Regions from separate parts of the Homo sapiens genome. Here region 1 is linked to region 2. The links are chromatin loops, found by intact Hi-C in ENCODE. Cell type or tissue: IMR-90. All regions are shown on one strand. Links, peaks and the distances in the headings refer to the core of each region. The heading gives the core; the rest is flanking DNA.

What was found. A loop is a pair of places that touch in the nucleus more often than their neighbours do. Peaks named below come from ENCODE experiments on the same cell type or tissue, not always from the same donor. Only the 100,000 strongest peaks of a DNase experiment are listed, where the experiment ranks them.
Region 1: it touches region 2 in a loop (2.3-fold over the local background); 4 of 110 quality-filtered maps call a loop at or near these places.

Annotation. Positions count from the first base shown.
Region 1 is chr4:188,776,842-188,782,228 of GRCh38, forward strand. All of the region lies in intron 1 of LINC02508 (long intergenic non-protein coding RNA 2508), which reads left to right. It overlaps LOC101930028 (a long non-coding RNA gene), which reads right to left. Exons shown (of 4, transcript NR_188358.1): 4 at 833-1,210. Among named protein-coding and RNA genes, the nearest start is that of LINC02508, 2.9 kb to the left of the region's middle. RefSeq lists an enhancer at 4,021-4,190. In IMR-90, for the core only: a CTCF peak has its summit at 5,009; DNase peaks (open chromatin) are centred at 2,260 and 2,950.
Region 2 is chr4:189,199,891-189,205,277 of GRCh38, forward strand. It overlaps LOC124900838 (a long non-coding RNA gene), which reads left to right and starts at 3,255. Exons shown (of 2, transcript XR_007058428.1): 1 at 3,255-3,372; 2 at 4,753-4,991. In IMR-90, for the core only: a CTCF peak has its summit at 2,567; DNase peaks (open chromatin) are centred at 2,401 and 3,171; H3K4me3 peaks cover 996 bases; H3K27ac peaks cover 1,064 bases.

The DNA.
Region 1 (5,387 bases), core at 156-5,155, 420 kb before region 2:
GGGAGCTGCAGGTTAGTCTGGGCTCCTTTCCACCATTTTTTTCTCAATAATTTTTCTTGATCCACTACTGTGCCAGGCATTTTGTAGTGTTGGACGTTGGAAGACACATAATATAGACATGGTTCCTGTCGTATTGCAGTTTATATTCTACCAACAAGCGATAAACTAACAGGAAAATATATGAGTATAAATGCTACCTACACTACAAAGGAAAAGAACGATGGATGTGTGAGATTGAGAGAATTAAATCTTAGTTTGGGTGGCCAGCAAAGGCCATCATGGGAAGATCACACTTCCTTAAGCTCTTTTTTCATCTTTTAAAATATTCATACTAACAATCACAATTTGAAATTGTACATTTATTTGTTTATATATTTATTTTAAGAAATGTAGGAAAGTGCAAAAACTGCAAAAATCTCTAAACTACAATACATGTTTTGCAAGCTCAGTTGATTACTTCTTAAATAGTCATATCCTGAATTTTGATTATACAATTTGCTTCTATTCCTTTTGAGTTCTTCAGAAAATATTTAAAGTTTCCTTTACTAAACTTTTTGAATGAATTTACATTTTTTTTTCCTATTAATGGTAGCATAGCATGTTTTAAAGTTCTATTTTTGCTGGGGGCAGAGTCTTACTTAGCTTGAGGGTTACTTGAGCATTTTTATTAGCAGCAGCTTTATTATCTATGATTAGATTTCACCTGGGCCAATTCATTACTCTCACCTTCCACACTTCAGAGTAGGTAGATAAACTTAAAAATAGTCAAAGGAACAATTTAGGGCATAGTTTACAAAATAAATCTAGCCTCTAAGTAATAACCAGCAGAAAATGAAAAACAATTTTTTTTTTATTTTGGTGCATTAAATGAAAAATACAAGAAAATATGTATATATTTTGGATAGAATTTGCAGGTTGTAAACTTAGCAGAGGCCGGGTGCGGCGGCTCATGCTTGTAATCCCAGCACTTTGGGAGGCTTAGGCGGGCAGATCACTTGAGGTCAGGAGTTTGAGAACAGCCTGGCCAACATGGTGAAACCCTGTCTCTACTAAAAATACAAAACTTAGCTGGCCATGGTAGCAGGCACCTGTAATACCAGCTACTCAGAAGGCTAAGGCAGGAGAATCACTTGAACGCAGGAGGCGGAGCTTGTGGTGAGCTGAGATTGTGCCATTGCACTCCAGCCTGGGCAACAGAGTGAGACTCCATCTGAAAAAAAAATTAAATTAAATTAAATAAATAAACTTAACAGAAAGTTAAGCAAACACAGGCTTCCCATATGAAGTAATTAGCATTTTGCAAAGAGGGAACATGGCATTAATAAAGGATCCTAGACTTAGGATCTCCACTACTCCATTTAAAATTGGATCTTTTTGAATTCACGGCAGGTTTTCCTTAAGAAACAATGTCATACATGATGGCTTAGTGTACTGGTCAATCCAGGGAAACTGATTTAATCCATAATATGACATTTGGGATAATATTGGACTAGACCAACATATATTGGGACCATCATATATATACAATGCTTATTAAAAAGATGTCTATTTAAGGTAAGTTCCTGAAAAATGAAAAATAATAGTATGCTGAGCAAACAATATGCTACAACAGAAGTTCAAAAGAAACCGAACAACCGAAACCAAACTGAACAAACAGGTGTGAAGAATTCGATGGGAAAGAACAGTGAGAAATGGTGCGGTTGGTTTCTGACTTTAAGTCACATTGATTTTTTTCCACAAGCACCATGTAAGTATTGGAATGCCTCTTAAAACTAAGTTGTGCTAACTTGGCTGGGCTGCTTTATAAACTCTTTACAAAATTTGATTCATGTTTTATTTAAGATTACATTTGGGAGGCAAGTCCCTAGGACTTGAGACAAGCTGCAGCATTCACCTGCAAGTGTGGCTTGCAAATCAGCAGACTTTGGAGCCATTGGAAAAGGCTACTTCCAGCTACAAAGTGAAAAGATATAAGCAGCGTGTGCTGTAGACTGAGGTAGTATCTTCGAGTTCTGTCATTGGCACCTATCAGTGGCTGAGATATCCTGGGTTGAAGTCTGCAAGGTCCAGCATAATGTATTATGCATGAAAAGACATCTCCTGTTACTTCATTTTTGTAAAAGATTACCTCAATACTCCTTAAGGGCTGGATGACAGTGTGTGAAGTGGCTGAAACTTACATCAAATGCTTTAATAACAGGTCAGCAAAAAGGCCAATGGGCTTAACTTTTACATTCCAACTGGCACAGCTACAGGAGTGGGCTATTTGCCAAAGACATCGAACCAAGCCTCGGAGAAGTAGAAACAGCTCAACCAGGTTCATTCAGCAGAGAATCGTGGTTAAAATATATTAAGCCTGGATTCCTCAAATTCTGTTGGTAAAGTTAATCGGGATAGGGTAACACTTGGCATCCTTATGCTATGACTGGATCTCTCATGGGAATGAGATCTTAGCTTTAATTTTTAGAATTTAATTAAAGCTTCACAAGTATAAATATAAAAGTACTTGTTATTGTTGTCACCTCTGTTCTTTAGCGATGACAAGTAACATCTTATTTGTGCTAACATGAGGAATCCATATGATATAGATTTAAAATATATCATTGTGTAAGATCTTATTTTTTCACCTTAACGTTGGCACCTATGTAATTTAGCTGAAACACTTTTAGAATTCAAGTGAGCTATGCACACCTCTGGGGAAATCTTGCTGGCCAGTTTTCCAGCGTTCCCATACAGGGATATTCACTCTTTGGCTGAGCCTTTGCTTAATTGTATTATTTTAGATGATGGGTTGCCTTGTGAGTAAATGATGAAAAGATGGAAGCTAAAATATACAGTAGCACACACCAGCCCTGTGGAAAATAAATAGCTGACTTTAAAAGAATGTTGTTCCGAAAGTCAAGGGCAATTTTAAAGAAGCAGTGAGTAGGCCAACTCAGTAACGAGTCACAGTGGTGTACTCATTGCTCCTCAGAGGCTCACATACGTTCTGGGTGTGTGTGTGGGGCCCAGCCTGGAGACTGAGAGACAACATTCTTCACCTAGTGAGGATGGTCTAAAAACAAATACATTTTAAGAAACTAAAACCTAATAATATCTTGGCCAAGTTATGTATTATAAAAACAAAGCTAAGAAAGGTGAGCTAATGAATGAAAATTAGAAATACAAGTTCTGCAATACCCGTGGCATTCATGGGAGTGCTGGGTTAATTTATTTAAAATTGCACCCGCTGGCAGATGCAAAAAAAAAAAAAAAAAAAAAAAAAAACAGAACATTATCTGTACGTTATCCTGTACTTCTTGCCCTCATGGGTAACATTTTTACTCATTTAGAGATCAACCCAGCACTTTTCACTGCTGACCACAAATTGTTTTACAAACTTTCATGTTGATTTTAACTGGATTGCCAGATTTGCCTCACAGCTTGAAGCAAATCACATCCCATAGTATCTGATAAGAGCTTGTAAAATAGTGGTACATGTTTCATTTAAGGGAAAGAATAGTTGCCTCAGAAACCGTCTGGTCTGTTAACTAGGTGACTGGATGGAATTGCGAGAAACACACTATGGACGGACCCTTACACACAGAACCGAACACTGGCCCCAATGTGTTTTGGGAAAATAATCCTTCAGGAATGAGCGTATTAGCTCCAGATATCAAACTTTAATAGTAGAGAAATTGCATGTATTATTAAACACCAACTTTACATTTGAGGTCTATGGGATGCATATTTTTCTTTCAAAAGTTCTACTTTTTTCAGGATGGGGATGAAACTGTATCACCACCCAAATCTAGGATACTTTTACTTCTACAGTAGTGAAAAAAAATTCCATATAGTTTTTTTTTGCAAGTTGTAAAAGCATACATGTTCACATACACCTGCCCCTTCTTCTAAAATTTTTAAAGAAAATGTTTCTGTCTTATTTACAGCTCCCTGAAAAGTAATGTTATTAAAAATAAACGTGTTTATTTGACTGGACACCCGGGTTTAACTACCCATGAGAGACCGCAGTGCTGTGGTTCAGTATCAGATGTGACTACCCACAAGAGGACACAGTGCTGTGACTCAGTGTGGTCAAGGACAATGCCTGCTACGTGCCTTACGGAATTAGAAAAGGGGGCTTTTACTTGTATTTATTGGTCTTTAAAATTTTGTTGTTTATATTCAGTAAAGCAATACTGAAAAAATGTTTTTGCCATAAATTAATATCATTATAACATCAGAAGAGAAAAATCTCCAAGATATTTTAAGGAGAATTAAAAATAGTAATATCAAGTAAATCAGCCAGTATTTATACGTTCACATCACACTATGAGAACGAAAACTCACTGTTTCTTGTGCATATTCAAATAAATAACAATATGAGTGTAAAATCTTTCAATTCTTCAGTCTGTTGAAAAGCCTGTGGAAAAACTAGAATCTATATTCCAGGTACTCCAGAGTATAGTAATGAAAATACTTATATTAAAAACAGGACGGCGGGCGGTGTGCAGTGGCTCACACCTGTAATATCAGCACTTTGGGAGGCCGAGGCGGGCGGATCACGAGGTCAGGATATCAAGACCATCCTGGCTAACATGGTGAAACCCCATCTCAACTAAAAATACAAAAAATTAGCTGGGCGTGGTGGCGGGCACCTTTAGTCCCAGCTACTTGGGAGTCTGAGGCAGGAGATTTGCTTGAACCCAGGAGGTGGAGCTTGCAGTGAGCCGAGATCACACCACTGCACTCCAGCCTGGGCGACAGAGTGAGACTCTGTCAAAAAAAAAATAATAAAATAAAAAACCAGAGAGGATATGACATTTTTTTTTTGAAAAGTGAGCAGTTAGAAGTTACAAATTTGATATGTAATTATATACAAAATGCAATTTATAGATATATTTTCTAGGAGCCAGTTGCACCATCAGTGCATTAGCCCTAAGCCTGTGTTTCAGACTTGTGAATTAGAAGCTTCTGACTCTCAAGAGGAGGCCTCAAGGCTGAGAGTGAAGAGGCTGCCAGTCCACGCATGACAGCCAGGGGTCAGCTCTCAGCTCGAAGGAAAGGATCAGCACAGGAAATATTTTACAGCCACGAAGAACCTTGACCTTTTCCACTCTTCTCTTTTTCCTATTTCCCCTTCTCCAGCCCCCTCCTCTAGCTCATCCCAATAATAGAGTAAAATCAAAGCATCCTGAATATTTACTAAGTGCTACATACCTTGTGAACTATTTCACTTGCAGTATCCCTAATACAGTTTCAATAAACCATGACCAGTAAAGTAATAAGCATTGTTTGAAAGAAAAAAATAGCCTAATACACTTCTTGTCAGACACACAAAAAGCTTTTCTTTTGTACATGTCTATGGTAAATTGCTTTGCATGACAGCACATAATCTAACCAAAGTG
Region 2 (5,387 bases), core at 168-5,167:
CTATATGATCTTTTACTCTCCTTTTTTGCTTATTATTGAATATCTATTATATGATTGCTTTAGTTTTCTGAAAATCTATTTCACAAGAACATTATGTTTCTAGATAATCAGTGACATGGCACAAGCAAACACTTACTCAGAAGATTCAACATCCAACGTTCCATTTAGAAATGATGCCAGGGTGACTGACAACGCTGAACTTCAAAGGTGTGAGATAGGGAAAGTCATTAATAATCAAACTGAAAAACACATTATGTCAAGTTTAGAAGTAGCCGTTGCAGAAGGTGAGTCTCTGAAGTTTCATTTCTACAAATGAACGGCCAGTATTTGTGGACTCTATGGAGAGCCCAGAAAGCAAAGAAAAGTAGTAGCACATATTTGGCAAACATCCTGTTGTTTAAGCAGATTTGTTTTTATGTCGCTGAGAAGAACTACTTGAAATTTTTCAGCGAGGAGAGCTTTGCAGTAAACACTTCTAGTTTATTAGAAGTAGTGCAGGATCGCGAGTATGCAGCCTATGCAGTTGAATGGACCCCTGCTCTCGGAAGAGCCTCACACGTGTTCTGCTGAATTTTCTGCAATTAATTCATCAAGATTTAAATTAAACAAAGACCGATTTGTACCTCCAATGGGCCAGACACTGTACTGAGTATCACTATGGAAACAACAGTAAACACTAAATGTGGTCCCTGCCCTCAGGCACTAATTCAATAGAAAGCAATATAGAAAATTAGACAAAGGAGTAAGTACAATGAATGTGATGAAGTGTTACGACTATGTGTAGTCTACTATAAGAGACAGACATATCGTGGCTATAAGATTAATGACAGCCATAAGGCCACCTTGACATCTCACAGTGCCTACACTATGTATCACTTAGCAACTTAATGTCACCTGGCTTGGGGATTTCCAATTCTGGCCCAGGGGTTACCAGAACTCTATGACAAGGGGACCTAAAACCCCTGTTGCCCTAGAGACAAGGCCACCTCAGCACAGATGCCAATTTCATAAGCCTTGAAACAAAGTTTACCCTTAAAGAATGGCTGAAATCCTCTTCACAAAAGAAAGCCCTAGTAACTGACCTGGATTGAATACAGGTGTAAGAAGGAGGAAGAGTCCCCCAAATATTGAAAATGGTCTCTGGCTGGAAGTCCTCTGGTTAGTCAGTCTTCTGACCCCGACTGTGTGTGGCCCATGCCACAGCCGACTCCTACTAACCCTCCTGTAAGGGCACTGCCAGAAGAAAGTGCTTGAGCATCAGACGGTGTCTAAGGCTCATCTATGACAAGAATCGAGCTGCAGGGGAGAAGTCGCCCCTGGGGGAAGGCTGATTAACTAGAACCACTCAAGATCCTCGAATGTGACACTAAATATAATTGTATAATAAGAAAAGACACAATGCACAAACAGCCTGTAGGCATTGGCTAGCAGGGGACCACACAGCAGAGAACAGTTTATGTAAGGAAGTAGTTTATGAAAAAGTGAGTGGACATTTAAACAATGGAGAAGGCAAATATTCATTTCCTCAATCTGCTGTATTAGGAGACGTGGAACTTTGAAAATAGAAAAGTAGAACATTACCTGGAAGGCAAACATCATCTTATATAGATTGTGTAAGAACTTATTAGTGACCGAATAAGAGAGAGAGAAACCAAGAAAGGGAGAAACCGAGAGAAACTAAGAGGGAGAATATGATGGAGCAGGTGAATACCTGGAAGCATCAGTGCTCAGACATCCTGGGATTTCTATAATCACCTGAATTTCCTGATTTCCTGAGGTCTGTCTCACTGAAACTCTCTCTCAGTCCAATTTCTTGGGTCCAGTTTTAATGCCATTTTAATTCATCAGCAAGCTCTCCTTAGGGATTTGCCATTTGGGTCACAGAACGTGTTTGCCTCTTTCCCTGGTTCCGTTGAACTGTGAGTGGCCCTGGTTATGGCACACACTTTACCTGTGACAATTGCACCTGAACACAGCAGAGCTACTTGGCTGTAAATGAAACAGCCAATCTCTTATTTAGTTACAATGTCAGTGTAAAATGCAAACATGTTTTGAATCAAATGTATGTTATTAAATCGCTGAATGGTGGAAAAAGGGGAAAATAATATGTGGATATTTCAAGATTTTTAAAAATAAATGGAGTTGAGGAAAAAAGTCATTCAAAAACTAGTTTTTGTGATACTTCTAGCTTCTTAGCAAAGATACTGGATTCGACAGCTCAAAGAAATTTCTAAGAAGTTTCCAAACCTAAAATTTAAAACGCTAAGCGGATTCCTTTTCCTTTATGATTGCAACGTTCGAACAACATTCTGTGTGAGTGTTCATTGTCTGGTGATCTGTAATGATAGGGTTTCTGGCCAGATTCTTGACAATATCAATAAACACATTTCCTATCAACCGCAGTCTCACTCCCCTGGACATTGTGACATAAACACTAGTTGGTTAAATCCAGTCTCAGCTATTCTCTGAGAATGCCAAACTGAAACCACGTTGCACACTCGCAACGTGGCCCCAGGGGAGCCGCGGCCTGGCAACGCGCGCATCCTGTGGTAGTTCAGGAGCGCCACCTGTCGTGGAGAAGGAGAAAAGCAGGGCAGGGAAGACATTCTACATTTATTCTATTTTGGTGACATATATTCAAATAAAGGACGTATTTTCTTCTACAACTGTATTTTGCCCATTTGCTGTTTGATGATGTCTTACTAAAATGTTAAAGCGTGTTTACTGACTATAAATCGATAGTAAGTATCTTTTACAGAAAGAAAGAAAGGAAGAGAGAAAAGAGAAAGAAAGAAAAGAGAGAGGAAGGAAGGAAAACAACACTTGTCTTACCTTTATAGAAATTCCTGTGTTCAAACACTGTTCATTATATTTTTTCTTTAAATAATACCCTTAAGAAATGTACAGTTCTAAAACCCTACAACAATTTGTGTTTTTGTGGTTAAATAAACCAGTGTGAACTGTTTAAATAAACCATGAGGGCTTCATAACAGAAATTCAAATGCCCGGGTTGTGCTTGATCGTTACACAGGGTTTCAGCTGTGGTTTGCAGATTCTTGTAAACTAAACCTCATGGGAAGAGCCCACATTGACAGCTCATTTGTGAACCTTGAGGACAGAAGGCACTGAACTGCCGCCCGAAAACACTCTTCTCATTCTTAAATGTCTCTTCCATACATTCCAAGTTCCTAAAGGCATTCAACATAGCAAATGCTCTAGAAGCTATTTCTGAGTCATAAACCCAGTGACGTGAGCCAAGGTCTTCAAAGGAGACTCTCCTAATCTAAAAGCCTCTGTTCAGTGAGTGCTCCTACTTTCCGTGGCACCCAGCCTTCTTTCTCTCCGTGCTCCTCTGCATTTACCATCTCGCAGGTCAGTCCCCACCCCTTTCTGTCATCAGCACCTCTGCACCTCTGGCTTCTTCCCCTGAAGGCAGCCTGTCTGGCTGCTTCTCATCCATCAGCTCTCAGCTCACATGTCGACACTGCAATAGAAATTAGGCCTACCTATCTATTTGATTCCAACAACTCACTGTAATTCGCAACTATTCTATTTATTTTCTCTAATTTTTTCCTGGTGTGTTGCATATTTCCCTCTCCAAAATAGAAACTTGACCAATACAGCCCCTTAACTACCTTATTTACCGTTTTGTTAGCAGCATATAGTAACATGCCCTGGGGAGATGTGTGCACAATAATATTTTTGGAGTGCTGAGATGAAGGCTTTTCTATCAGTCAAACTGAACAAAATGTCTGAGGCTCTTTTGATAGGCTTAAGCGGATGTAAATAACTCTATATCATTGTAGCACGGTTTGCTGAAAGGCAACTCATGGGCTATAAAGGCAGAGAATTAAGTGTGGAAGTTTATAGTATTAGTTTGGTGAATAATATTATGATAAACATTTAAACTTTCCCTGGAATTCTGCAGCTCTGGAATAATAGATAAAAGTGTTGATGTTTCTCTAGCACAGGTAATCTCAGTGCAACTGGAGAAAGTTTGAAGTTACTGAATATTTGGCTAACTGAATTTGCTAATCTGCTTAAATAACAACTCCCAAAGTCTTGATACCCTGGTCTTTTTAAACGTGGACTAACAAAAATTCGACTGACCGAAACTTTCATTTATATTCATCTGAATATACAGCATATTCTGAATATATAGACAGGGACACTGTAATATCCCCAAAATACACATTCCTGGAACATTGCATTCTACCAGTCTTCTGTGTTACCTATTTTATGTTAATTTTGGCTACGTTATATGTTCCAGAAGTACCAAGATTTTCTACTTAAACAGTAACAAGTGAGTTTCAGTTGGGGCTGTTTATTTATGAAAGCTGTTTCATAAATAAATAAAGCTGTTTATTTATGATAGCTGCAGCTATGAGAAGCACCATGGGAGGGAGTCTGCAAACTGGTAAGACAGGAAAAGTTTCTCATGGAAGAGTAAAAGCAAGACGTTGTTTGCTAGAAAAAGGATAAACAAGAAAAAGCTAGTGTGAAAGAAAACAAAAATAACATACATAAAAGGGAGCAAATATGTTCCCCTCTCCCTGGAAAAAACAATTGTCTTTTAGCCAATAGTAAAATTAGAAAAATAAAGATAGATAATAGACACTTTGCGATATTAAGTGAGAGGAATTGAATGTGAATTTTAGTATTCTGACTTTAAAAATCAAAAATCAGAAAACCTGTTTGATATCCTAATTTTTGTTTTGAATGTTTACTGAATTATTAAATCCGAAAATCTAGGAACCAATTGATGCTGAAATGGATAGAAGTAGCACGAGTGAAAACTGAAGCAGAGGCATCAGGAAGACGCATCCTCAGAAGCTGTAAGACAGCATGGCGTGGGAGACGGCCCCTCTGTTTCGTCTCCTCAAGTTCCGTGGCAGACTAGTAAGACTGAGTTTGACACCTTGGGAGAGACACGTCTGCCAAGTTTGTCATCCATTAAATTCACATTAAATGATAAGAGTTGACCACAGTAATGTTGAGAGTTGAATAATGTTACTCTAGAAAGAAGATAAGAATTGTTTTCATATATTTGAAGAATTTTTACAAGGTAGATATCCCAAACCAGAAATGTTATATAAACTAATAGCTGGGTAACTTCACACAAAGTTGAAATAACATGGATATAGCACAGTTTAAAGGGTGATCTTTCACATTAGTCAAGAATTTTTATCAGACAGATTCATGAATTTATAGCTTTTATAATAAAAATTATTTATTAAATGGGGTTGTTTATAGTTTGGACTAATTGAGTTCATAGATCAAGGGAAAAAGCAGAAAAAGAGGTTTACACTGTGTTCTTAAAATCTTGAGTTTTTGTGTTCCTAAAGGACACATTTTAGTGAAAAAAATGTTTAAAAATTTATCTGGAA